3 separate regions of the Homo sapiens genome follow, and regions 1 and 3 are each linked to region 2. A link is a contact called in ENCODE Hi-C or POLR2A ChIA-PET data. All regions are on one chromosome and are shown on one strand. Each heading gives the region's core, a stretch centred on a gene start or an enhancer-like site at or near the end of the contact. The rest is flanking DNA. Distances are from core to core; before and after follow the strand shown. Region 1 has its middle 5.7 kb from the start of LINC01267. Region 2 has its middle 63 kb from the start of LINC01267. Region 3 has its middle 22 kb from the start of LINC01267.

What was found. Hi-C counts contacts between places; a loop is a spot of excess contacts on that map. ChIA-PET counts read pairs that join two places held with the same protein, here RNA polymerase II (POLR2A). Pooled maps may share reads with other maps.
Region 1: a loop to region 2 is called in a pooled map, with 5 times the contacts of the local background. The contact joins two enhancer-like sites. A Hi-C loop is called at or near these places in 1 of 168 maps with a recorded cell type or tissue (Caco-2) and 2 of 50 pooled maps. POLR2A ChIA-PET finds 5 or more read pairs at or near these places in 3 of 52 experiments (OCI-LY7, PC-9 and activated CD8-positive, alpha-beta memory T cell).
Region 3: a map of HepG2 shows a loop between it and region 2 (1.9-fold over the local background). The contact joins two enhancer-like sites. A Hi-C loop is called at or near these places in 6 of 168 maps with a recorded cell type or tissue (Caco-2, HepG2, K562 and 3 more) and 3 of 50 pooled maps. POLR2A ChIA-PET finds 5 or more read pairs at or near these places in 4 of 52 experiments (H1, OCI-LY7, activated CD8-positive, alpha-beta memory T cell and 1 more).

Annotation. Positions count from the first base shown.
Region 1 is chr3:14,356,770-14,359,844 of GRCh38, reverse strand. No RefSeq gene overlaps it. Among named protein-coding and RNA genes, the nearest start is that of LINC01267, 5.7 kb to the right of the region's middle. Within about 2 kb of position 1,289, at least 10 of the 41 ENCODE cell types and tissues checked have a DNase peak (open chromatin) inside an H3K27ac peak, as active enhancers do.
Region 2 is chr3:14,287,863-14,290,958 of GRCh38, reverse strand. No RefSeq gene overlaps it. Among named protein-coding and RNA genes, the nearest start is that of LINC01267, 63 kb to the left of the region's middle. Within about 2 kb of position 1,718, at least 2 of the 41 ENCODE cell types and tissues checked have a DNase peak (open chromatin) inside an H3K27ac peak, as active enhancers do; they include psoas muscle, where a contact is called at or near this core.
Region 3 is chr3:14,373,329-14,376,805 of GRCh38, reverse strand. No RefSeq gene overlaps it. Among named protein-coding and RNA genes, the nearest start is that of LINC01267, 22 kb to the right of the region's middle. RefSeq lists an enhancer at 1-328. Within about 2 kb of position 2,150, at least 6 of the 41 ENCODE cell types and tissues checked have a DNase peak (open chromatin) inside an H3K27ac peak, as active enhancers do; they include psoas muscle, where a contact is called at or near this core.

The DNA of each region.
Region 1 (3,075 bases), core at 40-2,539, 69 kb before region 2:
GGAACTGGCTTCCCCTTAATTCCCCCCTTTCCTGCCACCACAGGCCTTAGGGCCCTGACCCTCCGCTTCCTCGCCCGGAGACAGCCCTGCAGAGGCCTGAGTATGCAGTGTGCCCCTGCTGCCACCCTGTTCTTGAAGGTTCTGTGGTTTTCCACACTGGCCAGGAGCATCTTCAGGCTGGCATCTCAGGCTGAGCCAAACTGGAAAGTGAGGAAAGTCGGCAGGGGGCATGCAAGGCAGGAAAGAAGTGTGTTTGAAGGAGCAGTTTAAGCCCAACAGACATGGTTCTAATCCCAGCAGTACTACTTTTGGGCTGCGTTGCTCTGGGCAAGAGACTCAAATTTCCTAAGCCTCAGTTTACTTATCTGTAAGATGGGAACAATGAAAGCATCTAGTTCGTGAGGCTCAAATAAGAGGAGCTGTGGGAGACTTTTCTGTGGCTCCAACATATGATGCTCCTCATGCCCCTGCCTCAACTTCCTTACCCCAGTTCTGCCCTTGAACTAGCACTCAGCCCTATGGGATGACCCCTTCCTCCCATCACGCTGTATCCTTCCCAGCCACTGTGCCTTTCTATCTGCTGTGTTCTCTGCCTGGCCGGCTCTTCCTTCTTCTTAGCCTGGCCCCCTCCAATGCACCATTTGAGAAGGGCACCATTCTCTTCCTTTCCTTTCTTGGGCAGAATGCATCTCCCCGCTCCCGGTCACCCACAGTCTCCATGCTGGAGTGGTTTCGAGGAGGGAAAACTGGAATACGGAGCTTGATGCTAGCCCTGTGCCTTTTGGTTGCAGGACTCTGAATGAGACCATTTTGCTCCCGAGCCTCAGTTTGGCTCATCTGAGAAATGCGGACAAGAACCAAGCTCCTGCCCAGTGCTCTCACACATTCTGTGACCCACAGAGGTGATCCTGGCACACAAGTGTAGCTTTGCCATATGTGCATTTCCTGGAAAAGCAAAGCAAAGTGGGTCTAACCCTCAGGGCCCAAGCAGTGAGGTTATGTAAGTTCCGAAACTTATTTTTCCCCGTAATTATGACAGACTCCTGGAGCCCTGGGTGAACGGGCCCTGGACCCAGCCCTTGCTTCTGCGCTTGTTGGGACATAGACCAGAATTAATGTAATTATCAGCTCGGGCCTCCTTCCAGGTAGGCCCTGCCAGGGCGCCTCCCTCTGGATTTCATTAAGTCTCCTGTCAACATTGTCCGCTCAGCGCTGTTGGTTTCCGAGTCAGCTTGCGGAGCCGCAGGAGGAACGGGCGCCAGCCCCAGCCCCGCGTGATGGATTTTGTTTACTCTCTTCTTCCCACAGATTCCTCCTTTAATAACCCTGGAGCCAGGAGGCAGGGAGGCGGGAGGCAGGGTCTCGGCGGAGGCGCTGAGGCAGCTCTCCTGCAGGGCTGCAAGGGCCGTGTGAGCAGCACTAGGAGGGCACTCTCTAGAAAGAAGCTACGTCTTAAGGAATAGAGGAAAATCTAGTTGATTCCAGGGAATCAACTTTTGGGAGGGAGCTTAGTAGTTCTGGAAGCTCTGATTAGGCTGAGGCTTGATCCTGGTCACACACCGCACCCTAGTCCTGGCCACAGACTTAGGCCTGATCGTGGTCCTAGAGCCCTGACCCTAACCATAGACTAATCCACCATCCTAGCTCATGGGATGAATGCAAACCTGGCCCCTGTCTGAGCTCAAACATTAACCAAGGCTTGGCCGGGCATGGTGGCTCACGCCTGTAATCCCAGTACTTTGGGAGGCTGAGGTGGACAGATCACCTGAAGTCAGGAGTTTGAGACCAGCCTGTCCAACATGGTGAAACACCGTCTCTACTAAACATACACAAAATTAGCCAGGTATGGTGGTGTGCACCTGTAGTCCCAGCTACTCGGGAGGCTGAGGTGGGAGGATTGGTTTGCTTGAACCCAGGAGGCGGAGGTTGCAGTAAGCCAAGACCGCACCACTGCACTCCAGCCTTGGTGACAGAGCGAGACCCCATCTCAAAAATAAATAAATAATAAATAAATAAATTAATTAACTTAACCCAGGCTGAATCCTAACCCAAGTTATAGACTGAGTCCTGAGCCCTAACTGAATCCCTGATCCTGACTCCAGACAGCCCTGACTGTGGTCATAGACTAAGCTCTAACTCCAGTCCCAAGCTGAGCCCTGGTCCCGGATGCTGCCAGACCACACACCAAGTTCTCAGATTCTATTTTCACAAGGCCTCCCTTTTCAAAGTATAAGCCTGTCTCCTGAAGAAGAACCAAGTCAGCCTGTTAGTGCTCATTCCTTGGTCAAGAAAGAGATGCTCTTGAAGGAATGGATCATGGAACAGCTTAGCCTTGAGGGGTAGGAGTCAGAGAGAAGCAGAGACAGTTACTTCCAAACATGAGAAGCTGAGCTGGACAAGTAGCCCACCAGAGAAATAGAAAAGTGGAGAAGAGGAAATATGGTATTGGGGGAAAGAGCAGCAGACTGCTCTACTAAGGACAGTAGCTGGAAGTTTTTTAATATGCCCTATTGAGAGTCATTCATTCATTCAGCAAACACTGAGCACCAAGCACTGAGCACCACCAATGAGCCTAGTGTTCGTCCATTCCACTGTGCATTCAGTAAGCATGTATTATATGCTATGGAACCCACATTCTGTTTAGTGGGGGGTGGAAGACTTCTCAGTCAGCGTCTCCAGAGTTATAAATTACCTTCCTCCCTCTCCTCCCTTACACCACCACACCTACACTGTGGATTCCTATGGCACTAAGAAATGAGTCTTAGAGTCAGGCAGACGGAGCAAGTCACCTTTCCTCTTGAACCCTCAGTTTCCCCATTTTTTTTTTTTTTTTTGAGACGGAGTCTCGCTCTGTCCCCCAGGCTGGAGTGCAGTGGCGCGATCTCGGCTCACTGCAAGCTCCGCCTCCCAGGTTCATGCCGTTCTCCTGCTTCAGCCTCCCGAGTAGCTGGGACTACAGGTGCCCGCCACCACGCCTGGCTAATTATTTGTATTTTTAGTAGAGACGGGGTTTCACTGTGTTAGCCAGGATGTTCTCGATCTCCTGACCTCATGATCCGCCCGCCTCGGCCTCCC
Region 2 (3,096 bases), core at 469-2,968:
TGCCTCTGGAGGCAGTGGCTCCTTGGTCATCTAAACTCTCTCCCACCCCTGACTCCCATGCTGGCTTCATGTTTTTCTCCCAGGGTCAAAGAGAAGAGGATCCAAGCCAACAGACGGATATTCAGAAAGATGAGACAGGGGGAAGGTTAAGTCATCCCAGCCTTGAGAACAGAAAGAACAAGATGTTCAAAGCTCTCTGCAGAGCAAGCAAGGGGATAAGGAAAAGAGTGGGAAGTCATCTAGTGGAATATGAGAGAAATGTGGACAAAAGGAGAGGCAATCCGTGGAGAGAAAAAGCGGGGGAGTGGGGAAGGATGAAGCTGAGAGGGGCTCCTAAGCGTGGAAGGTGCTGACCTCTCCATTCTCACAAAGTGCGGTCATTCATCAACACCCTCTGTCAGACACCCGCCGTTTGGACTACAGTAGTGAGCAAGACAGACAAAAATCTCTGCCCTTGTGGAGCTTAAATTTTGGTGGTGGAGACAGAAAATAAGCAAGCAGAGGATGAAAGTGTATGAAAGCAGTAAGGACAATGCAGAAAGTTGAAGTAGAGTGAGGTGGTTGGAGGCACCAGGGGCTATTTTCCATCTAGGAGGTGACATTCATGCTGAGACATGAATGAGGATAAACAGCCAGTCAAGGAAAGATGAGGGAAGAGTGTTCCAGGAAGAGGAGTGGTGAGTGCAAAGTCCCTGGGGTAGGAATGGGCTTGGTGTGTTCAAGGGAAGGAGTAGAGTGAGCCCAGAGAGTGTGGCAGGGCATGAGTGGGACTGGGGGGCAGGGCGTCAGACACAGGATTTTTAGTCAGGGTAACAAATTGGAATTTTATTGTAAGTACATAGGGTTTCAAAGAAAATATCACATTCCAGTGTCCACACTGCCGGGGTGCTTTAAAAGTAGTGTTGAGAGAGAAATCAATCATTCATAGAGGGTTCGTTGTGAGCCAGGCTCTGGAGCAGGGTCTCTTGCAGCCTTTTTTCCATGTGATTCTTACTGGTAACAGAACTAGAAAGCCGCTGAGTTCAAGTCTGGCATGTGTTCTACTATAACACAACTTCACAGCCTTTCCTCAAATGAATGTGGATTCCTTACAGTTAATAAAGTGCTTTTATATGCACCTTACCTCATGCGCTCTTACAGAGTGCTGTCACCTCTTTGCAATGGCCTTTGCAATGTTTCTGAGACCTTGAATGATGAGTCACAGCTCTGCAGCTGTTCTTTATCCTCAGCTTTCAGCAGCTTCTCTCTAAACAGGATCACTATTGATGTGAACTCGGAGTTGGATACAGTCAGCATCCGTGGAAGTTAGAGGCAGGTCACTGTGAGCCCATGTGGTGTCTTTGCTCAAATCAGAAAATGACTCCCTTTGCTCAAGATACTTCTAGCTTCCAAAAAAGTTGTAATAATTATTTTGTTAGAGTGTCCTTTGCAGCCATCTGCAAATAAATTACCTCTTTATGTATGTGAACCTACACTATTTTTGATATGAGAGAGGCCCACTTAAATGCAGCGACCTTGTGGAAGGCAGAACCTGAATGACTTTCATGATTTTCTACACCCCTGCACAAAATGTTTAGAACAGCAAAGCTATGAGTCCACGCAGAAAGGGAATCCATCTGGAAATGGCCACACTAGGACATATGCATGAACACATGCGATACCCTGGGGGTGACCATGACTGTCCAGGTTTTCCTAGAGCTGCTCCCCTTCACAGGACATTCAGTTCTGGTTCCCTCTCCCACATCAGCATGCTCTCCACCCCTCTGTAACACTGCCCCCATCCTAGTCACATTATGCACCTGCTCCAGGGTATGAAATGGGTTGAGCAATACTGGGTCCTTTTACAGTTCTCCTGGGATTGTGAGATGAAGTCCCTGAACTGTGCCCTGGGAAAAATCCCCCACTGTGACCCTGGGTGGTATTGGTCTCCAACACTCACCACACCCACGTTCCCCTGTGTGGCCAGCACCACTTCTAATGCCAGGGGGCGCACCTTTGAATTCTTCCAGCTCCTAAATTTAGAAACATGGATTAAATCTAAATAAATGGATAGTTATGTAACTTCTTGTCCCTTTTCACTACCCCCTCCCCTTGGAATAATCAGCCTTAATCAGCTAATGATGGGGCCCTGAATACAACCCCAATCCCCTGGGAAGCTATTGGGCTTACATAAGGAGTGACATTGGCTGGTATGCTTTAAAATACATTCTCTCATTCTGTCTTCTCTCTCTTTTTTCTCTTTCTCAATCTCTCCTACTCACCCATACATTCTGACACAGACACACACACACACATGCACACACACACACTCTCACTCCCCCAAACATGTCCATCAAGTGCTGAAGATGCTTAGCTAGCCTGGGATCAACTATATGCAAGCTGAGAGAAAGGGTTTACTCCTCAGGAGGTTCAAACTTATCACCTAAAAATAAATCACCTAAATCTGTAAATGACAGCTCATGCAGGAAGGAAGGGGGCTCTTTGCCATAGAATTATAGACTGTTTGAGGAAAAAGGGAGGGTCATTTGAGAACTTCCTAATCATCAGAACTGTCCAGCAATGGAATGGCTACTCTCAGGAAACAGTGAGCTTCCCGTCACTGGAGGTGAGTAAGCAGAAGTTGGGGATAATGGATAAGGATTCTTGCAATGAGCAGAGGCTGAATGGTAGCTTTTATGCAGGATCTGCTATGTGCCAGAAACTGTGCTCTAAAGGTATCGTAATGAGATGACAAAAAAGATTCATCTCACATGCCAAATCCTACCTATTGGGAGTGGCTGCCTGGAGCTCTGGACATACAGAAGATTCTGAGGGTCAGTGAGAAAGAATATCTTGAATGATTAGCAGTGTCTGTCATGGCTGCAGGATAAGCGAACAGAAGGTATCGATATGCTATTTGCCAATGATTTATTTTACTGTTTATTAATCCCTTTGTTGACGAGGAAACCGAGATTCAGAGGTCTGCGGTTGGTAAGTGGCAGAGCCAAGATTTGGACCCAGTCTAGCCAAAACCAGTCTGTGCTCATGGCCACTATACTATTCTTCCCCTCAATGACGTGAGGAATGGCGCTGGGGCTGCGTCCCTCATTTGCAAAT
Region 3 (3,477 bases), core at 901-3,400, 85 kb before region 2:
CTCTTTCCATGGGGGTAGCTACAGAGGCCTGGCTTACTAGTGGGCTAATGAGCTCTGGGGCCCCAAGTCTCAGGCTCGCCACACAGACCCCCACCCCCAGTCCGCCTCGAAAGTTAGTGATGACCTCAGTTGTTTCCACTGCTGGAGGAGTGTCTCAGTGCACCAGGCACTGCACAGAGGGCTTTATGTGTATGCATGACTGCCTTGAATCCTCTCAACACTCCATGCAGGGATTATTTCCCCACTTCACAGATGAGGAAACTGAGGCTTGGCAAGGTTAAGTAGTTGCCTGAAGGCACATGCAACCCCTAAGCAAGTCCTGTCAAAATACACCTCCAAAACAGCACTTATCCCCATTATCTCTCAGCTGGACAGCTGGAGAGAGGAGGACTACTGATGCTGAACAGGTCAAATTTTAACAAACCTGTATCTTGGATCGGTTGAACATAGACCTACCAGGCTGGGAGTGGTGTCTCATGCCTGTAATCCCAGCACTTTGGGAGGCCGAGGTGGGCGGATCACCTGAGGTCAGGGGTTTGAGACCAGCCTGGCCAACATGGTGAAACCCCATCTCTACTAAAAATACAAAAATTAGCCAGGTGTGGGCCCAGGCACCTGTAATCTCAGCTACTTGGGAGGCTGAGGCATGGGAATCTCTTGAACCCGGGAGACGGAGGTTGCAGGGAGCTGAGATTGTGCCACTACACTCCGGCCTGGGCGACAGAGTGAGACTCTGTCTCAAAACAAAAACAAAAACATACACCTACCTATGCCTCCGTGTCTTCACCAAAGCTAACCACTGTCTGGAACTTGATGCTTCTTGTTCAAAGTATATTTTTATTCTTTTACTATTAATACATATGAATGTATTGACAAATAATATATACCAAATATGTGTTTTTTAAATCTTCATGTAAAGTGGATCACACTGAATGCCTTCTTCTGGAACTTGCCTTTTCTCCTTCCGTAGTGTTTCTGAGGCTCATGATGCCAGCATGTGTAGCTGCCATTCATGCATTCTCACTGCTGTGTAGTATTTCATGCAAGGCTGCAACCCCTTTTGTTGTTCCTATGTCTGACTCCCTCTGATCCAGGTGGCATGGTTTGGGGTCCTGTGTTACGGGTGGGAAAACTGGGGCTCAGAGAGGTTAAGGAGCCTGTGTGGGGTCAGCCAGCTTCTTAAGGGCATAAAAAACTCTGTTGAGCTCCAAAGGGTGTGGTTCCCAGGCTCCTTTATATTCAATAATATGATCAAAAAGGGGAAGAGACATTCAGTTGGCCTAGCCCTGGGGCCACCTCAGTTCTCAGGGGGTGGCCAAGAAGGGGGGCTTGACCTGGCATCCACTGGGCAGGTGGCCCAGTGGTCAGAAACCACTCCCAGCCCCAAATCCGTCCATGACCTCATTTCACCCTAGAGGTAGCTTGGGGACACAGCATGCAGGCCACAGGGTGGACACTGGCTCCGTAAGACACCTCCTGCCAGGACGCCAAATAGGAGAGTCCTGAGCTGGATGCTACTCTAAGACTCTAAGCCTCAGTTTCCTGACTGATAACACGGGGATCATCACCATACCTGCCCAGAGGAAGGCTGGAACACTGTTCAGGGCATTGAGGTGCCTCTGTCCCAGCTTTGTCTGTTTTTATTCATTCGCTCATTCAACAAGCAAGCACTGGACATCTGTTTAGGGGCAAATGCTACACAGGGCTCTGGGGGGCTGAGAATGACTGAGAATTAGGAGCTAGAATGGGGCAGCAGACAAGCTGTCATCACAGAGAGGGTACTGGCTGTGTGACCCTAGGCCACTCTGCTCCCTCCGCATCTCTTTCCTCCCTTGTGGAATGTGCTTTGGGAGGTGCCTAGACCCTCACCTGGCTATAGGAAGTGGGGCTGTGTCTTTCCTCCTGGGTTCCTAGGCAGAGAGAAGGCTACAAAGCCACTGGTGAGCATCTTGGAGCCTGAAGCTGCCGGCTGCCGGCCCTGTCCCCAAGGTGGGCGGGCCCTGGTAGGTGGCTGTGGACATAGTTGGGCAGTCAGCTCATGCCCCAGACATGCAGGCATGTCACTGCAAGGACAGCCCAAGGAAAACCCCTCCTCCTGCTGTCTCTGCCACCCTCCTCTCTCCTCCTCCCTCCCACTCCCCTGGGTGAGGCAGCTGCTTCTCCCAGAATTTCCGCAGCCTGCCCCGGCTGCCCACCCTGCAAAGACCATCAATCCTTGGTGCCTGCACAGGCCCTGCCCATCCTGGCAGGGGCAGCTGCTGCCAGGGGAGCCTGCCCACCCTCACGTCGCTCAGGCACCAGCTTGACACAAACACAGACCAGGCAGGAAGAGCCAATTCAGGTCACCCTCAGAAACGGCTCAGGGCTCAGGCTGCCCAGGCCCTGAGGGGAAGCCTCCTCGGGGTGTTGCTGAGTGTCAAGGCCCCCACTCCACCCCTGTGGTTTATCTGTTTCAGAAAGACCCCATGGTGAGGGGATATGGGCTGAACAGAGGCCCTACCCCAGCTGGAGAGACGGCAGGTCTATTCAAGAGCCTGGGAATCGGGTCGGACAGCTTGGGTGTTGACATCGGTGCTGCCGCCACTTGGGCTGTGTGACCTCAGGCAGGTTGCCTGCTCTGTCTGAGCCCCGGCGTTCTCTTCTGTCCAGTGAGGACCCCTTGCATGGGGGTGTGGGATTCCATGGGACATGGAGGGGGCAGTGCCCTGCAGAGGGGCTGGCATTGAGGTCAGGAAACAGAGTTTAGGGGCAGGGTGGGGAGTATGTCACATGACTCCAGGATGAACGCCGACAGCAAGGGAAGCGGGACTGGTAAGTGTCAGGGTGTGGAGGTGTGGAGGTGTGGGGGCAGGTGGCAAAGGGAGAGAGCCAGAGAGACAGGGGGAGAGAGAGAGAGAGAGAGAAGGCAGGAGAGCCTAGAGAGACAACAAGTGAGGCAGCCAGGGAGGGGGACATTCTCGCTGTGGGTGGGGCACACTGAACCTTCCTGAAAGAAAGGCTCTTGAGCTGAGCCTGGAGGACTCCATAGAAGGGTTGGGTTTTGGGCTGGGGAGAGGGTCCAGTGAGAAGTTGATTGTGACTGAGGACAGGAGGGTGACATGTCCCCCAAACTGGTGCTTGTCGACGCCAGCAGGCAGACCACTTCCGGAGGGCCCTGAGGATGGTCCCACTGTCCTTCCCCAGCCATGGCCCTCCAAGGGATGGAAAATCATGGATGCAGAGAGACAGGTGGAGGAACTGAGGCACATGTGTAGTATCTACCCCCCTTACAACTTCCTCCGGAATGGTCCAGTTGTTCTCTTCTGCCCTAAAACTTCCTCAGAGTTTATTCTTCACCAGACAGAGCCCTTGGCCCTCACCCGCCAGCCTTGGGTGGGCTGCTGTGTGGAGACCCCAGCAGTCTCGGAGCTGGGTAGGAGGAGGAGGGGCTGCAGAGCCTGGACCCCGTGGGCGGCACACCTCTGGCTGAATCCGTGG